Linked DNA regions of Homo sapiens: regions 1 and 3 are each linked to region 2. The links are chromatin contacts, found by Hi-C in ENCODE. All regions are on one chromosome and are shown on one strand. Each heading gives the region's core, a stretch centred on a gene start or an enhancer-like site at or near the end of the contact. The rest is flanking DNA. Distances are from core to core; before and after follow the strand shown. Region 1 overlaps GAB1 (GRB2 associated binding protein 1). Region 2 overlaps FREM3 (FRAS1 related extracellular matrix 3). Region 3 overlaps GAB1 (GRB2 associated binding protein 1).

What was found. Hi-C counts contacts between places; a loop is a spot of excess contacts on that map. Pooled maps may share reads with other maps.
Region 1: a loop to region 2 is called in a map with no recorded cell type, with 7 times the contacts of the local background. The contact joins two enhancer-like sites. A Hi-C loop is called at or near these places in 3 of 37 single-sample maps with no recorded cell type and 4 of 50 pooled maps.
Region 3: a map with no recorded cell type shows a loop between it and region 2 (8-fold over the local background). The contact joins two enhancer-like sites. A Hi-C loop is called at or near these places in 3 of 37 single-sample maps with no recorded cell type and 4 of 50 pooled maps.

The regions. Positions count from the first base shown.
Region 1 is chr4:143,377,133-143,380,391 of GRCh38, forward strand. The region is part of intron 1 of GAB1 (GRB2 associated binding protein 1); the gene reads left to right. Among named protein-coding and RNA genes, the nearest start is that of MIR3139, 35 kb to the left of the region's middle. Within about 2 kb of position 1,684, at least 17 of the 41 ENCODE cell types and tissues checked have a DNase peak (open chromatin) inside an H3K27ac peak, as active enhancers do.
Region 2 is chr4:143,666,263-143,669,329 of GRCh38, forward strand. All of the region lies in intron 2 of FREM3 (FRAS1 related extracellular matrix 3), which reads right to left. Among named protein-coding and RNA genes, the nearest start is that of FREM3, 33 kb to the right of the region's middle. Within about 2 kb of position 1,354, at least 2 of the 41 ENCODE cell types and tissues checked have a DNase peak (open chromatin) inside an H3K27ac peak, as active enhancers do.
Region 3 is chr4:143,357,441-143,360,504 of GRCh38, forward strand. All of the region lies in intron 1 of GAB1 (GRB2 associated binding protein 1), which reads left to right. Among named protein-coding and RNA genes, the nearest start is that of MIR3139, 16 kb to the left of the region's middle. Within about 2 kb of position 1,696, at least 24 of the 41 ENCODE cell types and tissues checked have a DNase peak (open chromatin) inside an H3K27ac peak, as active enhancers do.

The DNA of each region.
Region 1 (3,259 bases), core at 434-2,933, 290 kb before region 2:
AAGCTCAATACAGTCACATCTGAATTTACACAACAAAAATGTTTCCGAAAAGTTGTGGATGAATCCATTTTTAATAAGCCAAGTACTATAAAAAGCATCAGAAGAACTTGTTAACTGAACTTATCCTAATGTTCTGATCACCTGTTTCTTTTAATAGACATAGTGGTTGCAACAATGCTTTGATTAGTTCCTTTTTGGAAGCTGGCTTTTGTTGGGGGGAGGGTTTTTGTTTCTTGTATCTTAAACTTGACACCTTGATTCTCATTGAAAAAACTTTCAACCATGTATGGTTGGTGATTTGTTGAAATTTATAACTGAAAATCTGCCACTCTGCTTTTAGTATTTGAAATGCCTTGGCAGGGAGACGTTTTTCTCAGAACAGATCTTTTGGAGGACCTCAGGAAGTTAATTATTCTGGCAAGAAGTTCTTTTTGAACTTTTTTGGATCATTATGATATTATGCTAATTTATCTAAAAAATGGATTCTAAGTTGAATAACTGTATAGTCCTGGCAGATAAGAGCATGTCAGATGTCTTGGCACAGTTTGGGGACAGAGGGGACTTTCCCACTTCTTTATGTAATCCACCATCATAATGTGGGAGTTTTATGAAATTTCTTCTGTTATACAGAAATACTTAGCTTTTTAGGCCGTATGTGCTGCTCAGTGAAAACAAGCTCTGTGTATGTCTGTATATGTTTAAATGAAATGAAAAAGAGAAGTGAAATCCAAGAAATTTCTGGTTTGCAGTGGTGATTATTTTTAGCCACGTTCATGTGTTTTAAACAATCCCTTTTAGGTCTGTTGAATGTAGCTTGGAACAGAACGTCCCATAGAAATGATAGTATAGTACACGTGGTGGCAAAGTTTCCATATTAGCCCTCAAAGATTATTTAACTCATCATATACTCACACGCTTTGCCGTACAAGGGGCAATGATGTATAGCGTATAAAAACACTGTTTAATAATACTCAACCTACAGCAACTTTCAATACTAAGAATGAAATAAAATTGAAAAATTGTAAAAATGCATAAGGATAAATTTTGTTTCTCTGAAAAGGTTGCTTTTGAGGAAAAGTAGTTTTAAAGAGACTTGGTGGTGTGGTAGAAGAACTCCCAGCAGACCTGAAGATGTAGCAGATGTATAGCAGTTTGGGCATCTTGGACAAGTAAATCATACTCGCAAGCCTCAGTTTCTTTTAATGTCATGGGGATAGTTGTGTGGATCAGAGCAGAATTTGTGTGAAGGTGATTTGCAAACTGTAAAGTCCTATGCAAATATACAATATATGTTCTGGTTCTTTTCTTAATTATGAAAATCTTGTATCCTGGCCTTTTTCTTGACACTCATATATTAGTAACAAAAATCTTTATGCTTAGCAACAATTAGTAAGGTCCTATTTCGCTCACAAATACAATAAATGCATGTTATTTTGACCTACATGGATGATAGAAACATTTGCTTTTTTGTGACAGCCTATTGGAACTTCCAAAGTGTCTCTCTCTCTCTCTCTCTCTCTCTCTCTCTCTCTCTCTCTCTCGTTTTTCTAGTCTCTAAACCTCTCTTGTTTTTTCTTTGTCTGAGTATCTTTCTGAACCACCGTCTCAAGTTTCAGGTTATACGACAGAGCTCATACTCCAAGCCCTGGCCTCTCTCTGACCTTGTGCCTCTGGCCTGGGACAAGCTTCACACTGCCAGACTCTGCAGCTGACCCTTTGTATCTCCCAGTAGTCTGAGCAGCATTCATTTGCTCAAGGTCTCACCAGAGACCAAACAGGGGCAGCCTCTCTGGAGAGACCATGGCCTCCCAACAGTATTTTTGATGTCAGTGGCCTAGCCTTAGGCCCCGAAGCCAGGAACTAGATGTGATAGGGGCCAAATCCCCCAAACCCGAGGAGCTTTTCTGGTAGAAAATGTGTTATGAAAAAAAGGGGGACTCAGTGGCCATTGCAGACCAAAGCCTCATTCATTGAGGTGGGGTAGGGGTTGCTGGGGACTACAATTCAGAGTTATATATGTAACAGAGTTATGCATATAATTCAGCAAACAAAGAGGCAAGTTGAAAAGGGTTTATTAAAGTATTAATGTTTGTGTCAAATGTATAAAATTCAGGAAACAGGCAGAGCAATAACATTTAATGTTGGAAGAGGACTTAGAGATACAAAAAATAGAGTTTATTCATTCTGGAGCAGAGAAATCTTAAGCCGGATAGGTTAACTGATTTGCAAGTGTCTCCTGCCTTCCAATCCTGCATCCTTAAGGATATCCTTAAGATGATACATCTGGGTTTTGCGATGCTCTGTTCTCCAGGTACGGTTAGCAGTGATTTTGCATAACTATGTGCTGAGACCCTAGGATCTAACAAACTATAAAGGTTAGAAATGAAATATGAGGTAGCCTACTATATCAGCCACCTCTGATTCCCTTCTCCCACCACAGGGAGAATTAGATTGACCGGCTGATCGATTGCTTGATTGAGACAGGATCTTGCTCTGTCACCCAAGCTAGCCTGCAGTGATCTCCACTCACTGCAGCCTCGACCTCCTGGGCTCAAGTGATCTTCCCACCTCAGTCTCCTGAGTAGCTGGCACTACATGTGCACACCACAGTGCCCGGCTAATTTTTTGTATGTTTTGTAGAGACAGGATTTTGCCATGTTGCCCAGGCTGGCCTTGAACTCCTGGGCTCAAGCTATCCTGCCTTGGCCTCTCAAAGTGCTGGGATGACAGATGTGAGCCACTGTGCCTGGCCAGTAATATGTATTAAGTAAGGTAATTTGTAGGAGCTTAGAGAGAACCAGCAATATGACACAGTTTCTGCTCTTTTGGGGCTTACAATACAGTATTATATCATCAGAGGGGGTCCATTCTGAACCATACCTTGAATTAGGCATTAGCATACTAGATTCTAATTTTGTTTCTTCCATTGAATTTCTAACGTGGACCCTGGTTAAGTCTAAGAGATCATTTAAATCGTGGGCCTCAGTTTTTTTATTCATAAAATGAGAATATTGACATGGGCCTCAGTTTTTTTATTCATAAAATGAGAATATTGAATCTTGAAACCCTGTTATTTTTACATTCTGTGTACAAAAGTCTCATGGTACTATCTTTAATTTTACTTATCAGATTTTGAATCTCTAGTGCTCTTTTTATTTCAAGATATTCTTAGCCAAGCTATAAAATCAAACTAATTTATATGCTGTTATGAGGCAACTTAGCAATTCATATAACCACAGGCTAGAGAAAGTTTGGACAT
Region 2 (3,067 bases), core at 104-2,603:
ATTACAACACAATTATTAGGATATTAAAAAAATTCTGCAACTGCTATGGAAAGCAGTTTGGCAGTTTCTAAAAAAGCTAAACATACAATTATTGAATGAGATACAGAAATTCTACACTTAGGTATATATCCAAGGGAACTGAAATCAGAGACTCAAAGATACTTGTATGCCAGTGTTCACTGCAGCATTTTTCACAATAGCCAAAAGGTGGAAACAACCCAAATGTCCATCAATAGATGAGTGGATAGACAAAATATGATATGTACATACAACGGAATATTATTCAGCGTAAAACAAAGTGATGATACATGTTAAAACATGGATAAACCTTTAAGACAATATGCTAAGTGAAATAAGCGAGACACAAATGGAAAAATATTGTATGATTCCACTTATGTGAAATATCTAGAAAGGTAAATTCATAGAGACATAAAGTGGATTAGAGGTTACCAGAGGCTGGAGAAAGGGGGAGTATTACTGTTTAATAAATAAAGGGTTTCTGTTTGGAGTGATGGAAGGTTGTGAAAACAGTAATGATAGTTGCATAACATTGTAAATATAATTGATGCCACTGAATTGTATACCTAAGAATGGTTAAAATTACAAAATTTATGTTATATATATTTTACCACAATGTAAAAAAATGTATAATATACTAAAAACCATTGAATTATAGACTTTAAATGGGCAAATTGTATGGTATATGAATTATATCTCAAGAAAACTGTTAAACAATTTTTAATAAAATTATTACCAAAATTTAAAGTAATAATGGCTGTGAAGAGTATTTTGACATCTCTGCAATACCTGTAATTTGATAATAAAGTATCTGTAATTTGATATTTCTAATAGTTGCGAAGTCACAAGTAATGCTAGTAGTATTTTTGTTACCAACATATATTTTATTGGAGGAATACTGTATTTTATGTGGAAGTTACTAAAAATTAACAGAAAATTTAAATTCAATTTCACCACTATATTCTATATACAGATCTCTTAAATTAAGATCTATAGATTTATTCTACTGAAAATAAACTACTTAAGGAAAAAATTGATTTGTCTTTTCTCTCTTTAATTTATCTGCATAAATAATTTTGCCAACTGAGAATCTAATGCTGGGCAGTGTTTATTAAATTAACATTTCATATTAAATCAAACTACTTTAAAAAAAAAGGAACTGGGAAATCTATTACAAGTCTTGCCTCAAATAATCGTTGAACTCCAACATTATATCAGTCGCTTAAAAAGACTAGAAAATCATTGTCTCAGGAAACTCATTTTTTTTTCTCCCAGTTCCTTGCCAACTGGCACACATTCTGCTTTGTTTTAATCAGAGGAAGTAGAGACCACATGCCATTTTCAATCCATCATAACTTTTTCAGTTGAGTAACTCAACTGGCTCTCCTAAGCAAGAATGCTTCCAGCTGTAATCCTGCCAGCACTACAAAATGTCTGCCCGGAGTAGGGCTTAGTGCCTTCCCCGATAATTAAAGAGGATGTCTAGCTCCTTGAAACTCATTGTGTGAATGAAACATTTTCCCTAGCTAGTCTCAAAGGGAATTCAATTTCCCTCTCTTTAGTAGGATTTTCTTAGCAGAGTTTTCTGATGTTCTTAGCTTTTTTTGAGTAAACATCATAACAAGGCATTCTGTTTCAGAGAATTTGTACTTATAAAAATAACAAATTCCACACCTTCTTCAGTGCATTTATTAGATATGACTATAGTCAGATATAATAAAAGTTGCTTATTATAACTTACAGAAATTACTTTTAAAATAAAATTGTTATCTTATGCAAACACTTTTTAGTAAATAGATGAAAGTGTTTTATATTTTCTAAACACTATTTAGCAGAATGAAAGATAAGGCATAAGTAATGTAAATAAAGTCACAGGTGGAGTATTACTACAGGGCTGGAAAGTGACTCAAGAACCGATGAACATGATGAGTATCCAGAGCTTATTCTACAAGCTGGGTCAAAGAAATAAAAAGCAAATGAAGAGAAGGTGGAAGCAGAGGTAGAAAGAAGAAAAAAGTAAAAGCAAAGAACTGGAACCTCAATGGCATCACTAACAATGATCTGAGGCCCTAAACCTTCCTCTGCTTTTGCCACACTGCATAACAATACATTCCTGTATTCACTTTCTCAAACAACTGCCAAAAAATAGAAGCAAAAGCAGAAACTTCTGTTTGCATGTCTATATCTAATAACACACCCAATGAATAAAACACTGTGTTCCTTGATCACTTGATTAGCGCATCCCTCACCCTTAATGTTGGCTTGTTTGGCTTCAATTCATGAAAGGGCTGAAATTTTATTGCCACTGACTTTCCAGTTTGGTGCTATTGCTAGGGCATGGGCCTCTGAAAACCTGACACGGTTAGATACCAGGTGTGCCTTTCATGTTTTACTATATGGTCTTCTAATGAGGCCAGGGTTTGATATCCACCCCATGCTTCATACATATATTTTGTTTCTCTGCCAATTTCTCATAAACACAGGCTGAAGAAAAGTGTGCAAGTGGACATAAGCATAGTCACTCCTACTTTTTTGTAAATTACTTTAGAAAAACCCGAATCATTCTCATACATGGAGACAACCCAGTATATCTGTGCCTTGATAGGGAATTGTAAGCAAATTGCTCAGAAGCTCAGCTTAGTTGAAACTCAATTAGAAAGCAATCTGTAGGTAGTTTTTCTATTAAAAATACTGTCTTCAGTTCAGCAGACACTGAAGAATGTCTGTCTTCTGTGACTCCAGACAATGAAGAGTGTATATAGTTAAGTCATTTACGTATTGAAACAGTGATTTTTGGTTTCTAAAAGTGGCAGTGGTTTCATTCAGTTGTTTATGCTACTTGCTTAGTGAGAGGCAAAAACTCAGAGGAGTGGCTTTATTTTCTCTAAAATAAAAATGAGTCTAAGACTGAGAGGCCTGTGAACCAGAAAAAATAACCACATTAGGAACTAGGGTGCGTTATGAATTCTCTCACACAGATCATAACTCTATTCTTAGCTGTGCTTTTAATTCTTAACTAATGAATTAATAATTAATTTCTTTAGAGAGA
Region 3 (3,064 bases), core at 446-2,945, 310 kb before region 2:
TAAGGGTGAGAACATGAGGCAGCATACACTTAGCTCTCTAGTTTTCATTCTGGGGGACAGGTGAGGGGAGTATCAAAATCACCAGGGAACTCTTTGAAAATCATTCACCTTGATTATTTTTTTCCTGTTTACCTGTTGTGAAGGGTGGGTAGGGATGACAGTGTGATGAGGTGGCATTTGAATCTAGAATCTGCGGAAGCTGTGGGTGCTGACCACAGTGTGGTAGTTTCCATAGTTTGGGCCAATTTGCAACCTGTCTTGTACTTACCCTTTGGAATAGAAAGATACAGTCTCATGATGCCAACTCTCACCCCTCCTTAAGTGTGTATTTAGTAGTATTTCCAGGAAATGATTCCTTCTACCCTAAGGGCTTTTTCCTTTCCTTTATCTCTTCAAAGATGGTTCTTAAGACTTAGTTTTAAATCATATATATATATATATGAATTATCAGAAAGAGGGAAGAATAAATTTGAGCATTCCTATTTTTTTATACATGTTTTGTAAATCTCTCCTTTAGTGGAAGGGAAAGAGGATGCAACTATGCTGAGAAATGTGTCTGTTATATAAATTGCTATTTTAAAAAACCACTTTTAAAAACTAAGAACCTAGGAAAGAACTCCGGTACGTTAAACCAAGCCCTAAATTTTCAACAGACATTTTAATGATTATATATTTTATACGTTGTGTGTACGTGTGTGTATGCCTTAAAGTTTTTAGATTGAAGTTATTAAATTTCACCTGTCTTTTGTTGCTCTTAAATGATTTACATGTAATTTTGTCAGTGATTCTTACATGATCACCATCTACTCATAATTAATTGTATAGACACAATTTTAAGTTTCATAGCTTTTTTTCCAGTTGAATTGTAACAGCCTGTTTAAAAGACAAATTTATAGGCGATTGTAATCTTCATGAAGCAATGTGAGTTGATGAATACCTTTGAATGTTGTTTCGGTATTTTTCTTTTTTATTATAAAATGTTAAATATTTCATTTGTAGAGCTTCTCTCATGTCAATTTGTTGTATTTGACACAATAGGAATACTCATGCAGTGTTACCAGTTTCGTGATATGCGTTCAACATCTCTGAAGGTGGTGAATATAAAATCTGTTTTTCAAACAAGTACACACATGAAACTAAAACAATTTATTCAAGTCCTAAAACAACGTTAGTGAAACTTCAGTTCTGCCACTGTGCCCACATTTAAGCTGACAGCATGTGTGTGTGAGAAGAAGATACACATTACTGATAATCTCTTTAGAATGCATTAATATTTTCAGGCCCAAATATGAGTATTCAGTAGGTTCATCAGATTAAAAAAGCTAAATGAAATTTAAATATTGACTTGTATGTTTCCTTTAATTAATTTTGGTGACTTACTAATTGGTATTTGTGGGGATACGTAGAATTTTTTGAATTGGTGTTTGTATTCTCCATGTTTTAGTTATAAAGCACTATGAAGAGAAAGTGAATGAAGAGGCTGCCTTCAGGTGTAGTAAGGTTTAACTTCTATCCCGGTTCCAACTTGTCCTGCTGTCAGCTTGCTCCTTAGCTCCCTGGCTTATTTACATATTGTATAATCCAGACTGGCTTGTCCCGTTTGGTAGGTTGGTTATAAACTGCAGAGCTAAGTAAATGTGTGATAACATTTTAAATGGTATGAGAAGTTAAACAGTACTTAAGGAGTGATGTCGTAAAGAACCCCAGCTGTCAGGTGCCCCAGGGTTGGCCTCCTTTGGGGCCATTTCCGTTTTCTCTGAGTAACAGGAAATAAATGTGAAACTATAGTAAATTCTGGTCAGATGATGACCCCCTCATCCAGATGAGATGTAGCATGCTGGATCTGATACTGAAAATGTTTGATACTGAAAGTAGATTATTAACTATTTCCATTAATGAGTTTTGTACACAGGCAGAACAAATCAACAAAAAACCCACGGAAGCATTTTTATCTGTCTTTACCCAATATGAAAACAGTAAAGGCTAGACAAGTCCTGTTCTCCTCCTCCCTCGGTGTATAATGAGAGAACATTTCCATGTGCTTTGTGATGACCATTTCTAGTGGCTGCATGATACTGTGTCCAGTTGTAGGATTATTGGGTTTCCCAAAACATCACTGCTCTTCAGTGTTTAACATTATGAAAAGTTGTGCCTTATCCCCTGTGTGAGTGCTCTAAGCTCTCTGTAAGGCTGTGTGCCCTGGTCATTGTTGAGTATGTCCTTTTCATATTCATTTATAATCAGGCCAGCCAAAGATTGGAATCTAATGGTGGATGTCAAAGTCTTTCCTAGAGTACCTCTTCCTTCCCTACTGGGTCTCTCTGAGATTTTCAGGGGTTGCCAGTGGCAAAGGGTGTTTGTTAACCCCTAAAGTGATGGTGATGGTTTCTCCCTATTGTGTTATACTGTGCATTTGCTCCAATTTCAGGGTTCCTTGGTTCAAAGGAACGCTGGGGAACCCTAACTTTGAAGATCTCAATTTGACAGCAACCTGCCTTTTTCCATGAGTCACTGTTAGTTCAAAATACCCAAAAAGAGATTCTCATTTCTGTAGGTTGGGCAAGTTGCAGCCTGCTTGATTTTTTAGTGTCTTTGGTTTATAATGATTTTAGAGAGTAGAAGAGGAAATGGCTGTTTATTGTATGTTGCATAAAACTATATGGCCTTGTGCAAATGATCTAACTTTATATGAATCCTGGATTGAAGACAGATGTTTCTTTTGTATAAGTAGATTCACCACTCTGTGTCCTACTCTGAAATAATGAGGGGGAGAATAATCCCATATATATCACATCAATTTTAAAAAACCGGAATTCAAGAACTGGGAAATTTTTCAGTTTACATTCTCCTGATTCTGATTTTGTTTCTTACGTTATTTTTCTATTTTAAATTTGCTTTTATTATTTGAGATAAAAAATACTTTGTTTCCATTCTAAGTTTTGTTTTTTGAACTAAAGGTTAAAAAACCTGCATTCATGGAATTGTTGCCTTTTCAGTGGTTAACTGTTAGATTTTATAATCAGAAGATTGAGATCTTTAAAGGACAAAATGGAAAATAAAATTA